2 separate regions of the Homo sapiens genome follow, and region 2 is linked to region 1. A link is an interaction called in ENCODE POLR2A ChIA-PET data of the cell type or tissue named here. Cell type or tissue: OCI-LY7. All regions are shown on one strand. Each heading gives the region's core, and the rest is flanking DNA. Links, peaks and the distances in the headings are about the cores only.

Region 1 (10,235 bases), core at 3,812-6,311:
TAGGAAATTCAGAAGAAAGAAAATTATCTCGAGGAAGTTGGTCAGAAGAAAATGGGCAGATCATGAAATGTTAGTTGTCCCCCAAAGTCGGTTCTCCCCTTTTACAGTGCTAATACATTGCTACTTGGGCACATGAATCCCAGCTAGAGACCACATTGCCTGAATTTCCTTACAACCAAGTGTGGTCAAGTTCTCACTAATGGAATATGAATGAAAGTTGTATGTGTCCTCTGCATCACTTGCTTAAAAAGAAATCGGTTGCCCTCTACTTTGGCCCTCTTGGCCTTTCCAGCGCTAGGTGGCGCCAGTGCAGATCCACTGCAGTGCCCCACCTTTAACCATGCAAATTAGGAAAAATACCTAGGGTCGAGGAAAGAAACCAGTGAATGCAGAAGGGGCAGGATTGGAAAACAAAACAAAACAAAACAAAACAAAAAAAAAAAAACAACCAAACCAAACCAAAATAAAACCAAAACAGCAGAGTCCATGGATGAATTAATGAAGCTGATCCACCCTATAGCCTCCACCACTCCTACCTCTGGACTGTTAGATGAGAAATAAGCTTCCATCTTAATTCAATCACTATATTTTGGGGTCTCTTTATTATTACAGCATACTCTGTACTCTAACTAATAGAGGGAGGTTCCCAGAAGAAAATCCTGGATAAGCAGAACTCAGAGCAGGAACCAAAAGAGCTCCAGGTATCTACAGGGCACCCCAATGGGATGAACCATCCTCAGTATCCTCTAAGAAGAGTCTGATTTTCTAGTTTGAGTTCTGTATTCTTCTACAATCTGTATTTATATGCATACCTATTTTTATTTTTGTTATTTATTTATTTTTTGAGACGAAGTTTCGCTCCGCTTGCCCAAGCCAGAGTGCAATGGTGTGATCTCAGCTCATTGCAACCTCCGCCTCCTGGGTTCAAGTGATTCTCCTGCCTCAGCCTCCAGAGCAGCTGGGATTACAGGCACGTGCCACCATGCCCAGCTAATTTTTTGTATTTTTAGTAGAAACGGGGTTTCACCATGTTAGCCAGGCTGGTCTCGAACTCCTGATCTTAGGTGATCCACCCGCCTCAGCCTCCCAAAGTGCTGGGCTTACAGGCATGAGCCACCACGCCCGGCCATGCATACCTATTTTTATTATAATTATGTTGTAAATAAAACATCTGTGTCTTGCTTTTCTTTCCCACATGTTACTATGTTTTTGGTGGCAGTATAATCTTTTATTATTATTATTATTTGAGACAGAGTCTTGCTCTGTCTCCCAGGGTGGAGTGCAGTAGCGCGTCTCAGCTCACTGCAACCACCACCTTCCCAGTTCAAATGATTCTCCTGCTTTAGCCTCCTGAGTAGCTGGGACTACAGGCAGGCTTCACCACACCCAGCTAATTTTTGTATTTTTAGTAGAGATGGGGGTTTCACCATGTTGGCCAGGCTGGTCTCGAACTCCTGGCCTCAGGTGATCTGCCCGCCTCCCAAAGTGCCGGGATTACAGGTGTGAGCCACTGCTCCCGGCCAGGTGGCCCTATAATCTTTTGATTTGGTGCATCATAATTTATGACTATTTAAATTGAACCACTATCAGTCACACTAATCACTTTACTATTCTATATATTTCACCTTTATTGTTTTATGAATTAGTGATCGGCATAGTATCCAGTGCTAAGTCAGTTATGCACAACCTCGAATCAGCCGTTTGCTTTTTTTTTTTTTTTTTTTTTTTTTGAGACGGAGTCTCGCTCTGTCGCCAAAGCTGTAGTGCAGTGACGCGATCCCAGCTCACTGCAAGCTTCGGCTCCCGGGTTCACGCCATTCTCCTGCCTCAGCCTCTCGAGTAGCTAGCTGGGACTACAGGAGCCCGCCACCACGCCCAGCTTTTTTGTTTGTTTTTTCAGTAGAGACGGGGTTTCACCGTGTTAGCCAGGATGGTCTCGATCTCCTGACCTCGTGTTCCGCCCGCCTCGGCCTCCCAAAGTGCTGGGATTACAGGCGTGAGCCACCGCGCCCGGCCAGCCGTTTGCTTTTTTAACAGTGCAAAAAACAAGGCCGTGTCTGGCTATATGGGGCTTTGCTTGTTCAAAATGTAACCTCTATACGGCCGCGCGCAGTGGCTCACGCCTGTAATCCTAGCACTTTGTAAGGCCCCGGCAGGCGGATCACTTGAGGGCAGGAGTTCGAGGCCAGCCTGGCCAACATGGTGAAACCCCATCTCTACTAAAAATACAAAAATTAGCCTGGCCTGGTGGCGCGCGCCTGTAGTCCCAGTTATTCAGGAGGCTAAGGCAGGAGAATCGCTTGAACCCGGGAAGAGGAGGTTGCAGTAAGCCGAGACGTGCAACTGCATTCCAGTCTGGGCAAGACTCCGTCTCAAAAAAAAAAAAAAAAAAAGTAACCTGTATGAAAGTTAATTTTGTGGCACTGAACATTGGAGTAGATAATAACCTCATCTGAAATGGGATGTCTCAATCTGTCTACAAAAAACTCCATGCCATAGAGCTCAAAAGTTTGTAAATTAGTCCTTTGGAGACGTTAAAGAGCATGGAGTCATACGAAAAGGCTTTCTGCCCTGGTAAGGGAAGAAAGCTTGTGGGCAGGTTGAGTCTGGTCCTTGAGTTCTCAGCTCTCACCAGGGAAGGGGTACCAGACAAAGCTGAGGCTGAACTTGAGCCGCACAGGCCCTGATTGCTGGGCCGTGAGAGAACACCCGAGGAGGGGGCCCAACGCACCTGAAGAAAAGACGACGTGGAGGTCATAAACGACCAAGAGAAAGGGGCGCACCGCGGACACTATCGCCAGCCGGACCCCAGATCAAGAGAAATAGAAGAGGAGCCGGGGTCTCCAAACACTACAGGCTGGGGTCCCAGGGCAAGGGACTGGGCCGCCGGCGGAAGCGTCGGGGAGAGGCGGGACTGTCGGCGGGGTGTGGGAGAGGCGGGGCGTGGGAGAGGCGGGGCGTGGGAGAGGCGGGGCCACCAGCAAGTGGGCGGGCGGGAGGCGGGGCCGCAGTTGGGGTGTGGAAGAGGTGGGGCAGCCAGCAACTGGGAGGGGAGGGAGGCGGGGCCGCCGGCGGGGCGCGGTGAAGAGGCAGGCTGCCAGAGTGCCTGGCCGACAAATTACCCAGCGTGAGCTCGGTCACCTGGGTGTGGCGGTTCAACCCTGAGCTACGTCCTCCCACGGCGCCCGGAGTTTCCCCACCCTTGACACAATGCCTATTCGCAGCTCGCTGCAGCGGAGTCATCTACTGCTGCTGGCAGGATTTTCATTGCGACGGGTTGTTATGTGCATTTCAGGACATACCCCGTGGGTTGTCCCTGATTCAGTTACATTTAATAAACGAGCGGTGGATTAACCGGAATTACAGTTTGACAGAAAACACGTTTTCTTCTCGACAACACCCTGCGTGTAGGAAGAGCCTTTAATATGGTTGATACACAATATTTAATCGATCCAGAAACACATTTCTTGTGACAGGCTTTTAAATATCAGAATAAATCCTAAGAGTGAACAGTTGAAGTTACTTATCCAATGTTACACTGCTAGGCCTATAAATAAACTTGCGGGGTCTATTTTCTCCCATTTGAATATGCTTTGATTTCCATATGACAGTTCTGCCGAAATGTTTTGACATTTTAGATCTTAGTAGAACTCCATTACAACACGACTATTTATTACGTTGATTCTGATCTGACGTGTAATAAATCATGTCCCCAAACCAAAACTCCATACATTAATATCCTGATATTTAACACACTTTATCCAACTATTGATTCTATCTGTTCACACCAATGTGGTAAAAGCTTTATGTTGTATTTAATTTATTCATTTTGAAAATATTTAAAATGCTTCATTTTCATTAGCTAACTTTGAAGAGTGCTTCTTTTGTTTGGGGACTCTGTAGATTTAGGCTAATGTCACCATTCAGAATAATTGGCAAATTGATTTGCCTTTCTTTGACTTTCTATTCTCCAAGCTGATTATACGCTGAGGTTAACACATTTGAACTGGCCGGCCGGTTGGGTGGCTCACGCTTGTAATGCCAGCACTTTGGGAGGCGGAGGTGGGTGGATCACCTGAGGTGAGGAGTTCGAGACCAGCCTGGCCAACATGGTGAAACCCTGTCTCTACTAAAAATACAAAAAATTAACCGGGCGTGGTGGCGGGCGCCTGTAATCGCAGCTACCCGGGAGACAGAGGTTGCAGTGAGCCGCGGTCGCGCCATTGCACTCCAGCCTGGGCAATAAGAGCGAAACTCTGTCTCAAAAACAAATATATATGTGTGTGTATATATATATATATATATATATATATATATATATGTGTGTGTGTGTGTGTGTGTGTATATATATATACATATATATTTGAACGTGCCTAGATTGTGGTAGGAAAACAAATACTTTAAATTGCATACAGCTTTCACTGACTAAGGTAAGAGGATCAGGATAACATTATTTGCCTAAACCATTCATTTACTCATTCAACAAATAAGTATTGAGATCTGCTATGTGCTAGGTGTCCCAGTGTGTCAACTATTAGTTAATATGGGGGAAAAATAATAGTTTTGAGAATAAAAGTGTAAAAAATGAAACAATTTGCTTGACATGATGCAAACAGTTTAATCATATATAGGTTTATGTCTATTCATCTTGGACCTGGAAGAGAGGACATAATTTCTGAGTAGAAGAATGACTGGGTTAATGTCTAATTTTGCATGTCCTCTGGCCCCAGCCATGATTAGTATAAAAATCCTAGGGTTTCCCTAGGTCTAGGGGAAGATATTACTCTCCTCACCACCTCCACATAGAGTAATATCTTCCCCTAGACCTCCTCCCCTTATGAACAAATGGAGGAACATTGAGGCTGTAAATGGCCTTTTGAGGTTCATATGACAGTCTACTTTCACTTCTTTTATTTTAGAGGGGGAAATTTTAAGCTTTCATGGGTGTGGTTTAGACAGTTTTTAAATATTACTTTGTTGAGAGTTTATGATGTGGTGGTTGAACAAATAGCACCATAGGTACTTGCTAGGGGATACATTACACATACAGTATGTCATCACAATTCACATTGTTAATAATTAAAAATATATTCTGTTACACTATGGTTTATGTGTATGATTTTTTTTTTCCTGAGATGGAGTCTCACTCTGTTGCCCAGGCTGGAGTGCCGTGGCACGATCTCGGCTCACTGCAATCTCTGCCTCCTGGGTTCAAGCGATTCTCCTGCCTCAGCCTCCCGAGTAGCTGGGATTACAGACGTGCACCACTACGCCTGGCTAATTTTTTTTTTTTTTTTTGTCAGTAGAGACGGGGTTTCGCTATGTTGGCCAGGCTGGTCTCAAACTCCTAACCTGAAGTGAACCGCCTGCCTCGGCCTCCCAAAGTGCTGGGATTACAGGCGTGAGGCACCGTGACCAGGCAGTTTATGTGTATGATACATTTCTTTTTTGAGATAGAGTTTCACTCTTTTTGCCCAGGCTGGAGTGCAGTGGTGTGATCTTGGCTCAACTCAACCTCCACCTCCTGGGTTCAAGTGATTCTTCTGCCTCAGCCTCCTAAGTAGGTGGGATTACAGGCATGTACCACCACACCCAGCTAATTTTTTTTTTTTTTTTTGTATTTTTAGTAGAGACAGGGTTTCTCCATGTTGGTCAGGCTAGTCTCGAACTCCCAACCTCAGGTGATCCATCCGCCTAGGCCTTTCAAAGTGCTGGGATTACACGTGTGAGCCACCGCGCCCGGCCTATATGTATATTTTATGACCAAAGGAATTCACACTTTTCTCAGTGTTTGCTTTTAGGGCTAATGAACTGGAAAAGCAGTCCAATTTATACAGAGAATACTGAAGGCACAAGCTGCCTGTGTCTGTTCAGCTGAAACCCCTTGCTGACAAGGTTCTAATTCATTTTGTGACACAGCTCATTTTCCAAGGGGGAGTATAGCCTAGGGTGTGGCAAGAAACAAATAAAGGCAAAACCACTACACATTAGTTAGAATATTGTTAAAAGAGACAGTCTATAGTCACTGTGATGTATGGATAAACAATATTGCATATTACAAGAGTATTTGTATAATCAAAACCATTATATACAAATGCTATTATGATTTATCATTATAAAAACAAATATTAATGTTCTTGTACATTATAATAATAATATAAACTAGAAGAGTGATTTATCCCCTTTTGAGCATAAGATTTATTAAAATAGTAGGTCCCTTTGTGCATTCATTCATTCATTCATTAACTCTACATCATTAGTCATTGGGGAAATGCAATCAAAACCACAAGAGATACAATTTCTTACCTACTAGGATCACGAAAATAACAACAGCAAAACAGAAAATAACAAGTGTTGAACTGGGCAGGTGGTGCATGTCTGTAGTCCCAGCTACTCAGGAGGCTGAGATGGGAGGATCTGTTGAGCCGAGGAGTTCCAGGCCGGCCTGGGCAACATAGCAAGACCTCATCTGAAAACAATGAAACAAACAAAAACAACAAAGAAAAGAATAACAAGTGTTGGCAAGGATGTGGAGAAATTAGAACTCTCATACATTGCCAGCGGGAATGTAAAATAGTGCAGCTGCTGTGAAAAACAGTTTGACAGTTCCTCAAAAATGTAAACATACAATCACCATATGATTGAGTGATTCCACTCCTAGGTACAGACCCCACAAAGAACCAAAAGCAGGTACTCAAAGAGATACTCGCATTAATGTTTGTCACAGCACTATTCACAATAGTCAAAAGGTGGAAACAACTCAACTGTCCATCAACAGATGAATAAGTAAACAAAATGTGATGCATATTCATATTCAGCCATAAAAAGGAATAAGGTTCTGACGCATGCTACAACATAAATGAGCCTTGAAAACATGTAAAGTGAAATAAGCCAGACACTGAAGGACAAATAAATCCATTTGTGTGAAATCTGTAGAATAGGCAAATATGTAGAGATAGAAAGTAGACAGAGGTTGGGAATTAGGGTAGGGAATTAGGAATTTTTATCTTATCTTACTTTTCATTTTTTTGAGACAGGGTCCTACTCTGTCACCCAGGCTGGAGGGAAGTGGCTCACTGCAGCATTGAACTCCCCTGGCTCAGGTGATCCTCCCACCTCCAGCCTCCAAGGTAGCTGGGGCTACAGGTGTGCACCACCACACCTGGCTACTTTTTGCATTTTTTTTTTATAGAGATGGTGTTTCACCATGTTTCCCAGGCTGGAGTTATTACTTAATGGGTATAGAATTTCTGTTTGAGGTGTTGAAAAAGTTTTGGAAATAGTAGTGATGGATGTACAATATTGTGAGCGTAATTGATGCTCCTGAATTATACACTTGAAATGGTTGGCCGGGCGAGGTGGCTCACGCCTGTAATGCCAGCACTTTGGGAGGCCGAAGCGGGCGGATCACAAGGTCAGAAGATAGAGACCATCCTGGCTAACATGGTGAAACAACCCTGTCTCTACTAAAAATACAAAAAATTAGCCAGGCCTGGTGGTGGGTACCTGTAGTCCCAGTTACTTGGGAGGCTGAGGCAGGAGAATGGCATGAACCCGGGAGGCGGAGCTTGCAGAGAGCTGAGATCATGCCAATGCACTCCAGCCTGGGCGACAGAGCAAGACTCCGTCTCAAAAAAAAAAAAGAAAAAAGAAAAAAAGAAAAGAAAAGAAAGAAAAACAAAAAAGAAAAAAGAAATTGGTTAAAATGGCAAATTTTATGTTACATACATTTTAACAGTTGGGCATATCTGTGTGGGTTCATTTCTGGGTTCTCTGTTGTGTGTCACTGATCTGCTTATCCCTCCATCAAGATGACAAAGTCTTGATTACTAGCTATGTGATAAATATTAAAATTGGGTAGACTGATTCGTCCCACTTTTCTTTTTGAAAATTGTTTTAGCTATTTTAGTTCCTTTGCATTTCCATATAAATTTTAGAATAATCTTGTCTATATCTACAAAATAAATCTTGCTAGGATTCTGATAGGAATTGCACTAAACCTGGAGGAAATTGACATTTTTTTACCATGCTGAATCTTCCAATCCATGAACATAATGTATCTTCCCATATGTTTGGATATTATTTTATTTCTTTTGTGTTTTGTAGTTTTTGATATATACATTCTGTATATTTCAATTTTTTGAGTGAATACAAATATTGTATTTAAAATTTTAGTGTCCATGTGTTTATTGCCAGTATATAAAATACAGTTGATTATTATTATTATTATTTGTTTTTTTGAGACGTAGTCTCACTCTGTCCCCCAGGCTGGAGTGCAGTGGTACAATATCGGCTCACTGCAACCTCGGCCTCCCAGGTTCAAGTGATTCTCCTGCCTCAGCCTCCTGAGTAGCTGGGATTACAGGTGCCTGCCACCAGACCCGGCTAATTTTTTGTATTTTTAGTAGAGACAGGGTTTCACTATGTTGGCCAGGCTGGTCTCGAATGCCTGACCTCATGATCCACCCACCTCGGCCTCTCAAAGTGCTGGGATATAGGCGTGAGTCACCATGCCTGGCTGAAATACAGTTAATTATTGTGGGAGGTTTGTGTTTTCAGATTTCTTGGGATTTTATATGTAGGAAATAACGTCTTCTATAAGTAGCAAAAGTTTTATTTTTTCCTTCCCAATCTATATGCCTTTTATTAATATTTCACTTTCTAGCCCTAATGCATGGCTAGAACTTTGAGCACCATGTTGAACGAGACCAGTGAGGTTGAACATCTTCCCTTGTTCTGATCTTAGTGAGAGAGCATTCAGTTTTTTACCATTAAGTATGTTAGCTGTAGGGATATTCTTTTCTTTTCTTTCCTCTTTTCTTTTCTTTCTTTCTTTCTTTGGAGGTTAAAAAAAATCAAATTGGGAAAGTTCTTCTCTATTCCTGTTTTTCATAAAATTTTATACCATGAGTAGGTGCTAAATTTTGTCAAATATTTTTTCTGCCTTCATAGAAATGATCAAGTGATTTTCTTTCTTTCTTTCTCTCTCTTTCTTTCTGTCTTTCTCTCTCTCTCTTTTTTTTTTTTTTTTTTTTTTTGACAGAGTCTCACTCTGTCGCCCAGGCTGGAGCACAGTAGTGGCATGATCTCGGCTCACTGCAACCTCTGCCTCCCAGGTTCAAGCACTTCTACTGCCTTAGCCTCTGGAGTAGCTGGGACTACAGGCACGTGTCACCAAGCCCAGCTAATTTTTGTGTTTTTAGTAGAGACAGGGTTTTGCAGTGTTGGCCAGGCTGGTCTCGAACTCCTGACCTCAAGTCATCCGCCCACCTCAGCCTCCCAAAGTGCTGGGATTATAGGCAAATTTTCTTCTTTATCCCATTGATTGATTGGATTACATGATTTCCAAATATTCAAACATTCTTGCATCCCTGAAATAAACTCCATTTCATGGTGGTATATGATTATATTTATACACTGCTAAATTTTATTTGCTAATATTTTGTTAAGATTTTTGTATCTGTATGAATTATTAATATAGATGGCTCACACTTGTAATCCCAGCACTTTGGGAGGTCATTTGAGGTCAGGAGTTCGAAACCAGCCTGGCCAACATAGTGAAACCCCATCTCTACTAAAAATACAAAAATTAGCTGGGAGTGGTGGGGGGTGCCTATAATCCCAGCTACTTGGGAGGCTGAGGCAAGAGAACTGCTTGAACCCAGGAGGCGGAGGTTGCAGGGAGCAGAGATTGTGCCACTGCATTTCAGCCTGGGTGACAGAGCAAGACTCCATCTCAATAAATAAATTAATAATAATAATAATAAAATACAAATACAAAAATTAACCAGGCATGGTGGCACACGCCTGTAGTCCCAGTTCCTCGGGAGGCTAAGGTAGGAGAATTGCTTGAACCTGGGAGGTGGAGGTTGCAGTGAGCAGGATCGCAACAGAGGGAGACTCTGTCTCAAAAAAACAAGAAAAAAGAAATACAGGTCCAGCTGGGCAGGGTGGCTCAAGCCTGTAATCCCAGCACTTTGGGAAGCCGAGGCAGGCAGATCATGAGGGTCAGGAGTTTGAGACCAGCCTGGCCAACATAGCGAAACCCCATCTCTACTAAAAATACAAAAATTAGCTAAGCGTGGTGACGCACGCCTGTAGTACCAGCTACTCGGGAGGCTGAGGCAGGAGAATCGCTTGAACCCGGGAGGCGGAGCTTGTAGTGAGCTGAGATCCCACCACTGCACTCCATTCTGTGCAACAGAGTGAGACTCTGTCTCAAAAAAAAACAAAAA
Region 2 (10,235 bases), core at 3,647-6,146, 290 kb after region 1:
ACATGAGTCTGAATCTTGTCCTGCCACTCCCTTTACATAACTTAGCTCAAATTACTTCACCTTGCTAGGTTTCAATTTCCTTATATATAAAGTAGGAATAGTAATCATGTTGTAAGAATGAGATAAAAAAGATAAAGCATTTAGGGTAATCCCCGGCACACAGTAGTATTTATTAACTGGAAGCTTCTACAATCAAACACATTTTTAGAAATTATTGCAATTAAACTAACAAATGTCTATATATTTTGTGAGAGATAAGTGGGAAAAGGGCTAGAACTTCCACAAATATTATAAATTGTAAAAAAAGCCAGGATTACTGTATGATCGCAAAGGGAAATGAAGGAAAAAAGTGTGAAAAAAGGTTGACAGCAGGAAAGCTCACATGAAATTTTATAATTTTTACTTACAATAAAAAATAGGTATCCTGATACGTAAGCATAACATATCACATGCCAGAGATATGTGATGCAAACATAGGATATTTAAATATTTGAATTTCTTCAGGGTATTTAAGAATAGCTTCACTGAGAAAGAACTCTTTTAGTTTAACTTAACTGCTGTGAAGTTAAAAATATTCCCTATATTTGAATTAAAAGCTGAGAGCTTTTGTGTTAACTATATATTGAAAACTGACACATAAAATGTGTGTGTGTGTGTATATATATGTGTATATATATATATATAAAAAATATTCAAGCCAAACCTAAGTTGTACTGGTTGGACATATTCCTTGCGAAATCTTTTAAGGTCTGCACTGATTGGCTGCTCGCCTTTCTCTATTGCCAATTTGTCTGCGTCAGTAGGTTCTGGCTCTGGAATTTCAAACCTAAGAAGAAAAGCAAAAGGAGAAAAATCCGTTCATACATAATGAAAATACAAGGAGGAAAACAGCAAGCAACCTTCTTTCCTACCACTTCCACGAAAAGTGGATTACTGTTAAACTTCCCTTGAGGTATGATATACTACAAAAAACTGTCCTTTGGCTATACAAAACTGACGTTTTGTATTCTTACTTTTATAAAAACTAAAGTTTTGTCTTTTAGCACTGATAATACAGAAAAGGTCCAGGGAAAAGAGCCAAGGAAAGAATTCATAAGGAATTTAAAGAACATGACAGAAATTGCTTATCTAACAATGTCTTTAATATTTATATTATTAAAATGAAAGTAGGCTAATAAATTTATTTAAATGAGTACAAATTCAAAGAGAGGGCCAAAACCGAATATTTAACAATATTTAAATAATTTACCTAAGTGGATAAGATAAAGATAAAAAACCTTGCTCAAACATAGGAAATACAGCTAAACTATAAGTCTAACGTGTGCTTTCCTTATTCTGGACATGGAAACAACTAAGTAGATCCTCATAGCACATTACACTGACTCAGTCTGGTAAATTTAGTTTGATAAAACAACATAGTGATAGAGATCTAGAATTATATCTTGATAATACAGTTAATAAGCTTTGGTATAATAATAAGTTTTAGTAAGTTTTAAAACGTAAAACTAAAAATCATTCTGGAGTCCAGATTCTACATTTTAAACTATAAAACATTTAAAATGCCACTATAATACTAGGTAAAACAAATTCAACCCAACACTAATTTTTAAAAGTTAATCATAATAAAGGAATTGCTGATTTTTTAGGTTTAATAATGATATCTGATTATTAAAAATGATCCCGTATTTTCTAGAGATACATAGAAAAATATTTATAGATGAATTATGTTGTCTAGGATCTACTTCAAAATAATCATGGGGTGGGGTGTTTAAATTTGTAGGGAAACAGATGAAACAATGAGTTGATAATTACTGAAGGTGGTTGATGAATAAATGGGTTTATTATATTCTTGTATCTGCTCTTGTATGTGTTTTGAAAGTTTTCATAACAAGTTTGTTTTAAAAGTGGAAAGTATTTGGCAAAGTAGTCTACGGTCCAAAAAAAAAAATAGTGGTAAGTAGAAAAGTCTCTTTTAAGAAAATATCATTTTATTACACAGAACAATATTCATTAAAATATAGTGCTTTCATCCTCTAAATTAGTCTTTCTGATTACCACTTGAAATATTTCTAAGAGCTGAAAAGATCTGTGTTTATAAACAGATTTTAGGGAGTACTCCATTTGAAGAGAATAGTAATACTGCCAATTTAATGCCAAATAAAATATGTTCAATAATTAACTTGAGTATTTATTAGGTACTAGGCACTTTACAAAATACAGTTAATTTTTCACAAAATGTCAATATAACTGAAATACATATTTTTCTTACCGTTCAATCAGTAAGCTCAGCAATTCCTGTGGTTTACAAAATGAACGATATGTGGTAAGAAAAGTACGAACAAAATTGGGATCTGAAAAGGCAGAGCATAAAATAGGTTTCATGTTTAATGTATTCAGTTTAATTAACTCAAAGTACCATATTTGGAGGCCTTCCTCCCTTTTTCTTTTTACTTTGGCTCCTCAGATTGTGGCTTTTCCTAACAATCATGGTACTGGCAGGATACCATGGTATCCCTGCCATACATAGAGAAATACTGACATAGAGAATATACTATGGTATATCCTTAATAAGCGAGGATTGTTTTCAAATTTGAAATTCATGAATATGGCTGGGTGAGGTGGCTCACGCCTATAATCTCAGCACTTTGGGAGGCCGAGGTGGGCGGATCACGAGGTCAGGAGATCGAAACCATCCTGGCTAACACGGTGAAACCCCATCTCTACTAAAAATAAAGAAAAAAAAAATTAGCCGGGCATTGTTGCGGGCGCCTATAGTCCCAGCTACTCGGGAGGCTGAGGCAGGAGAATGGCGTGAACCCAGGAGGTGGAGCTTGCAGTGAGCAGAGATAGCGCCACTGCACTCCAGCCTGGGCAACAGAGCAAGACTCTGTCTCAAAAAAAAAAAATTCATGAATATGCATATTTTATGAATATTTATTCAATAATTAATGAAGTTAACAATATTACATTTTTAGACCTTTAATTCCTTCTCTTATTTATTCCTTTTGTTTTTGCAGTATTTTTATATTTTGGAGGCAATCCATTTTTTCCCCAAGCCTCAAATATTTTTGAGCATCCTTAAAAAGCTTTTGGGTCCCAGGCCCTAGGTCAGCAGTTGTAATGAGTTTCACATACCTGCATACATATGATATGTTAACCTTTCAATTAATTTCACTACAGTTCCTCCTTTAATAATGGGGATGCCACTTCTACTTTGCAAGTTGTCTTCAAAAACAATGTTTTCCTCAGAGTCTTTTACTACAAAACGATATACTTCAGGACTTGGTAATCTCAGTGGTTGCTCATTTTCTTCTTTCAATAATACTGAATCTAACATTCGATCTAGAGTACTACGATAATGAAGAGAAATAAGGGCTGCCATCCAGTTGTTTTTTTCTTCAGCAGACTTAGCAGCAAATATTATGCTGTTCTCATCTTTGGATACTAATTCAAATGCATGCTTGTGCTCACAAGTATCTTCTTTATCACAAATTTGTATTTTCCTCATGACAAATTTTTCTTTTAACCTGTATTCTGCACTACTGTAACCTGGAAGCCGAGTCTGGCCATGATTAGGTTTACAACTGATCATTAAGCCATCAAACAGAAAAATATGCCGTTCATGTTTGGCACCGATTCTTGTCAATGGTCCCTCCATAATGAATTCATTACAACACTGTCCAATATCTTTGCCTTCCCATCCATCGATATTTTTCTGAATTTCATTCATTTTTTTGATAGCCAGGTGTTTGCTTCTTAATTGGTGACTATAAAAAGGGCAAACAGGATCTCTAGAAAAAACAAACAATATAGCTTATTCAACAGCTAGCAACCCAAATGGTTTCAAGCATAAACCATCTCAAATCAAGTGAGTAAAATATTAAATAACCAAACAGTAGCTTTTACGCACAGCATTTAGTTCTAACTTTGCCACTAAATAATACAGCCCTCAATTTCATTATTATGAAAGAGAAGTACTACTGGCTCTATAAGAACTAAAATTACAAAAAATCCTAAATTTCTTTCATAGATTATATTTTTAAACATTTATTAAGTCTATCCTAATAATATAACAATGCTAATCTTTTTTTTTTTTTTTTTTTTTTTTTTTTTTTTTTGGAGCTCTTGTCCCCCAGGCTGGAATGCAATGGCACGATCTTGGCTCACTGCAACCTCCCCCTCCCAGGTTTAAGTGATTCTCCTGCCTCAGCCTCCCGAGTAGCTGGGATTACAGGTGCCTGCCACCACGCCTGGCTAATTTTTGTATTTTTAGTAGAGATGGGGTTTCACCATGTTGGCCAGGCTGGTCTCAAACTCCTGACCTCAGGCGATCTGCCCACCTTGGACTCCCGAAGTGCTGGGATTATAGGCGTGAGCCACCGTGCCCAGCCAACAATGCTAATCTTAAGACTAGGCTGGGTTGGCCAGGTGCAGTGGCTCAGACCTGCAATCTCAACACTCTGGGAGGCCAAAGCAGGCAGATCACCTGAGCCCAGGAGTTCAAGACCAGCCTGGGCAACATAGCAAAACCCTATTTCAACAAAAAATACAAAAATTAGGCAGGTGTGTTGGCATGTGCCACCCAGCTACTCGAGTCCCAGCTACTCCAGAGGGTTGAGGCAGGAGGACTGCTTGAGCCCAGGAGGTTGAGGCTGCTGTGAGCTGAGATCACATCACTGCACTCCAGCCTGGGCAACAGAGTGAGACCCTGTCTCTTAAAAAAAAGAAAAAAAGGCTGGGCGCAGCGGCTCACACCTGTAATCCGAGCACTTTGGGAGGCTGAGGTCAGGAGTTTGAGACCAGTCTGGCCGACGCGGTAAAACCCCGTCTCTACTAAAAATACAAAAATTAGCTGGGCATGGTGGTGGGCTCCTGTAGTTCCAGTTACTTGGGAGGCGAAGGCAGGAGAATCATTGGAACGCAGGAGGCTAAGGCTGCAGGTTGCAGTGAGCTGAGATTACACCACTGCACTCCAGCCTGGGCAAGAGAGACTCCTTCTCAAAAAAAAAAAAAGGAAAGGAAAAGGAAAAAAGAGAGTAAAAGACCAACATAAAAGTATATAAAAGTATGACAAGCACAACTTTCAATAATGTAACTATCACAATAAATCACACTTCTTTGAAAACCAGGCATCAGAGACAGCGAAGTAAGCAGAGGCATTCACGTTTTCAACACTTTGGAATTACCCAGGTCGACGTCTAGGTGAATACTGCTTGTAAATTCGGTCCATGCTACCTTGGAGATTCATGAGAGCAGTAATAGCTTGGTTCAAACATTCTCTGTCTTCTTGTTCTTCACTACATGCTTTCAATTGCTAAGAAAAAACAGAAAGAAAAATCAAAACTGCATTGTTTGATTCTTCCCCCAACTTTCTAGTAATAGAAAAAGCAGCAACAAATATTATCAACTCTAAGTTAATTTTATATATACTTAATAAAAACAGCTATAATTTTATATATACCTACTGCCCTCTCAAACCAACCCTTTTTCTTTCTTTTTTTTTTTTTTTTTTGAAACAGGATCTCACTCACTGTGGCCTTGAGCTCCTGGGTTCTAATGATCCTCCACTCTCAGCCTCTCAAGTAGCTGAGACCACAGGCGAATGCCACCACACCCAGCTAATTTTTAAAATTTCTGTAGAGACAGGGTCTCGCTATGTCTCCCAGGCTGGTCTTGAACACCTGCTCAAGCTATCCTTCTGCCTCTGCCTCCCAAAGTGCTGGGATTACAGGTATGAGCCACCAGTCCTGGCCCAACCTTCTTTCTATAAACATAAACACAATACAGATATAAACTAACATGAGCATAGTAATCAGGAAAAAAAAAAGCAACTGTAAAAACCATTCGGACATTTTATTTTTATTTTTTATTTTTTTGAGACAGGGTCTTACTCACTCCGTCACCAAGGGTGGAATACAGTGGCAGGGCTAACTGCAGCCTCGATCTCCTGGGCATAAGGCTTCCCGAGTAGCTGGGACCACAGTTGCATGCCACCACATCCAGCTAATTTTTTTATTTTTATTTTTTGTAGAGATAGGGTCTCACTAGGCTGGTCCCAAACTCCTGGACTCAAGCTATCCTCCCATCTCTGCCTCCCAAAGTGTTGAAATTACAAGTGTGAGCCACTGTGCCAGGCCACATTTTCCAAACATATTTAAAAAGTTTAAAACACCTAAAGCATGAAGCTTACAACTTACTTTTATTCATTAGCAACTATGAATAGAGAAAATAAGTAACTATAAACTATTTCATATTCTCTAATGATTACTTTGTTTTAGCAATTTCAAGTTTACAAATCTTTGTTATATAACATAATCAAGGGTACTAACTTTTAACACTTCAATCTATCATAAACTTTTCCGTAAACAGCATCTCTCAAAGGATTCCACTGCTATTTTTTACAATATGAAATGTCAAGAAACCATGAAAATTAATTCTATCTCAATCTTTAGAAGATTTAGAAACTGACTTATTAATCTCTAAAACTCTGGTTCTATTTCATTTGCCCCAAAATGTTCTCTTGTATTTCACTCTCAGAAAGAAAGCAAATTTACTTATAATAAATAATTCAGATTGTATTGTATTGTGCTCCAATGTTTTGATTTTTTTTTTTTTTTTTGAGACAGGGTCTCACTCTGTCACCCAAACTGGAATACGGTGAGGTGATCATGGCTCACTGCAGCCTTGCCTCAACCTCCTGGACTCAAGTGATCCTTCCATCTCAGCCTCCCAAGTAGCTAGAACTACAGATGTGTGCCACCATGCTTGGCTAATTTTTTTTTTTAATTTTTCTGTAGAGATGGGGTCTCACTATGCTGCCCAGGCTGCCCTCAAACTGTTTTAATCTTTTGAAAGAAGAGTTCAAAGTGGAACATCATATAGATATTATATATATTATGTATTTATAAATATATATTTATGCAAGGATATGGGGAATTATGATCACTTCAGAAAATTTTTAAAAACTTAAATCTATTTTGTGATCTTTAACTTATTAGAGATTTTGTGATAAATTAAAATTTTCCTTATATTCCAAGAGCAATCTCAAAAGCATTCAGCAATGGTTCCCTTTCCTCAGCAAAGAACTAACTGGCTATTGTTTGACAACTTTGTCCATTACCTTTTATTTATGTCTTAGAAATTAGTCTCTATATGAAGCACAGAGCCATTTGATTTTATTTCAAGACACATGTAGAGGTCTTGTCATCAAGAGATTAGCAACATAAATAATGTAAATGACTATTATTAGAAGTAATACCTTAATCTCTAGACTAAGCAATAGAAAGGATGGAAGCAAAGTCAAAATATCATAGAAAGTTTGAAAAAAGATCTGTGCTTGGTTATTCTGACTTCTACAGGTGAAAGTTACTGGCAAAATCACTTATTTTGCTGCTTTAAAGATTTCTTACAGAAAGTCTTCTCAGCTCCACTCTAAAATATTTCTTTAATAAATATGAATGTTGATGACATCAAACACTTAATTAGAACTGTTTTATTCTTGTTTTTGTTTATCCAAATATCTAAATTATCACCAGTAGTGATATCCTACCAAAAAGGTATGATTTTCATTGTCTACTTGGTCTTAAGGCTGCTCAAACTCTTCCACGTGTCATTTTTAAATAACCATGTAATAATTATAAGCTGTAAAGGAGAACAAAATTGAGGATATTTAGAGTGGGATTTCCTGGTAATGGAAGTATATTAAACAACGGCTCTGTTTGGCATAATAATCTGATAATTTGCTAAATATTTCTTGAATTTTCAGCAGTGAGATTTGATAAACATCATATTAATGAATATCCAACTAATATTCTACAGATACTTAAAAGAATGTGTTCCAAACATCTTACACAGAAATTACTGGGCCAGGCAAGGTGGCTCACACTTGTAATCCCAACATACTGGGAGGCCAAGGCGGGCAGATCACTTGAGCCCAGGAGTTCAAGACCAGCCTGACCACACGGAGAAACCTTGTCTCTACAAAAAATACAAAAATTAGCCGGGCGTGGTGATGTGCACATGTAGTCCCAGCTATTTGGGAGGCTGAGGTGAGAGGATGACCTAAGCATGGGAGGTAGAGAATACAGTGAGCTGAGATTGTGCCATTACACTCCAGTCTGGGTGACAGAGTGAGACTCTGTCCCCCGCAAAAAAATGAAAATAAAAATAAAAAATACAAAAAAAAATTAGCTGGACGTGGTGGTGCATGCCTGTAATCCCAGCTACTCAGGAGGCTGAGGCATGAGAATCACTTGAACCTAGGAGGTGGAGATTGCAGTAAGCCAAGATAGCACCACTGCACTCCAGCCTGGGTGATAAGGCGAGATTCTGTCTCCAAAAAAAAAAAAGAAAGAAAAAGAAAAGAAAAATTACTGTACTGAACTATGTGCAAACAAGTAATGTACTTTCATGCCCCCATTCGCTTTCTACACAACAGTCTCTGACCTCCTTATCCACCCGGTGAATTTAGCCACTAGGATACAGTTGAAATGCTTCCTCTTGAAGATGCCTTCTGATTATGCCTTTTCCCTCTTAAATTTTTTCTTTTGAAATATCAAATTTATAGAAAAGTTGTAAAAGTAACACAAATAACTCCTGTAATACTCTGAATCACCAATTTTTAACATTTTGTCACATGCTTCATCATTCTGTGTGCCAGTGTGTGCAGATCGTTTTTTTAGTAGTTGTGATACTATCCACTCAGTTCCTTCCAGAGGAAGGGGGACTACGGCTGAATGGTTTTGCAGTAGTTTTTGGAATATAAGGAAAAGTCAAATGTATCACAAATTACTCTCAAATAGTATCATTCTCCTTTACTCCTTTAATATTTCTCATAGCTCATCTTACAACAAGGATTTTCTTTTACAGAATCACAGTATAGTGATCAACTTCAGGAAATTTAACACCGAGTAATCTACTGCATAATCTAATCTATAGTGTATATTCCAATTTTGCCAACTGTTTTAATAACATCCTTTAAGGTAATATTTTCCCCCAAAACAGGAACTGGTCAGTGAAGCACTAAATTGTCATGTTTCTATTGTCTCTTTTATTCTGGAGAGTTCCTAAGCATTTGTCTTTCATGACTCCCGCAAATAAATAAGGACACACACACCCGCGCACACACTGTTCTCTCTCTCAGTAGGACGAATACCCAAAACCATTATGTATTTTTTTTTACTCCACTGAACAAAGGAAAAATCAATAGGAATTTTTTTCTGCCTTCCCTAAGCAGAGCTAGTAACTCCTGCTTCATTGATCTCATAGTACTACCTCTATTAGGCTCTTATAATATTGTAATTATTTGTTTGACATCTATTTTCTTCACTAAATTGTAAACATCTTAATGCCTAGGGACACGTTTTATTCCTTTTCAGTTTACCTGCATGTGGTAGGTATCCACTAGGTGGTTGTCAGAAGTAACTGGAATAAATGACTACTGTATGATTTTGTTAAGTATTTAGACCAATAATGAATGTTTTTTGAGCTCTGCTCTGTGCACGCTCTTTTATGCATTAGCTTATTTAATTTTTATTACAACTCTGTAACACGAGGTACTATAATCATATGTTACAGATGAAGGAAATGAGGCACAGAGAAATTAAGTAATTTGCCCAATATAAATAGGAGAGTTTATATCCAAACCCAGGAGCTCTGACCCCAAAGTCTCTGCTTTTTTGCTACACTAATACCCCGTGGCTCTACCATGACACCAGACACAGCTACGCAAAACACTGGTCTGTGTCTAAATCTGATGACCACTGAGTTGAAAGGGATTCTTTCTATGTTGAAAACAAACTGGATAACTACTGAGTTTAAGAAATAAAATGAAATGAGTGTACTCTGGAAAAGAGGTCAAAGAGAAAAGATACCCTTGCTACATATGCTTAAAATTAAAAATAAAAGTGATTGTTTATTAATGGGTAATATCTTTTCTTTTTCTTTGAGATAAAGTCTCACTTTGTCAACTAGGCTGGAATGCAGTGGCACGATCTCGGCTCACTGCATCCTCGATGTCCCGGGTTCAAGCGATCCTCCTGCCTTAACCCCCCAACCCCTGAGTAGCTTGGACTACAGGCATTGCCACCACATCCAGCTAATTTTTGAATTTTTTGTAGAGATGGGGTTTGGCCATGTTGCCCAGGCTGGTCTCAAATTCCTGAGCTCCAGCAATCCACCTTCCTTGGCCTCCTAAAGTGCTAGGATTACAAGCATGACCCACCGCGCCTAGCTTT

What was found. Peaks named below come from ENCODE experiments on the same cell type or tissue, not always from the same donor. Only the 100,000 strongest peaks of a DNase experiment are listed, where the experiment ranks them.
Region 2: POLR2A ChIA-PET joins it to region 1 with 6 read pairs; 3 of 35 experiments call an interaction of 5 or more read pairs at or near these places.

Annotation. Positions count from the first base shown.
Region 1 is chr14:49,865,255-49,875,489 of GRCh38, forward strand. LOC105378179 (a long non-coding RNA gene) reads right to left here and starts at 2,916. Exons shown (of 3, transcript XR_943839.3): 1 at 2,732-2,916. RefSeq lists a silencer at 2,941-3,130. In OCI-LY7, for the core only: no CTCF peak of the experiment used is centred there; a DNase peak (open chromatin) is centred at 4,877; H3K4me3 peaks cover 288 bases; H3K27ac peaks cover 968 bases.
Region 2 is chr14:50,156,296-50,166,530 of GRCh38, forward strand. SOS2 (SOS Ras/Rho guanine nucleotide exchange factor 2) reads right to left here. Exons shown (of 23, transcript NM_006939.4): 9 at 5,187-5,314; 10 at 3,136-3,791; 11 at 2,270-2,351; 12 at 704-826. Among named protein-coding and RNA genes, the nearest start is that of VCPKMT, 45 kb to the left of the region's middle. In OCI-LY7, for the core only: no CTCF peak of the experiment used is centred there; no DNase peak of the experiment used is centred there.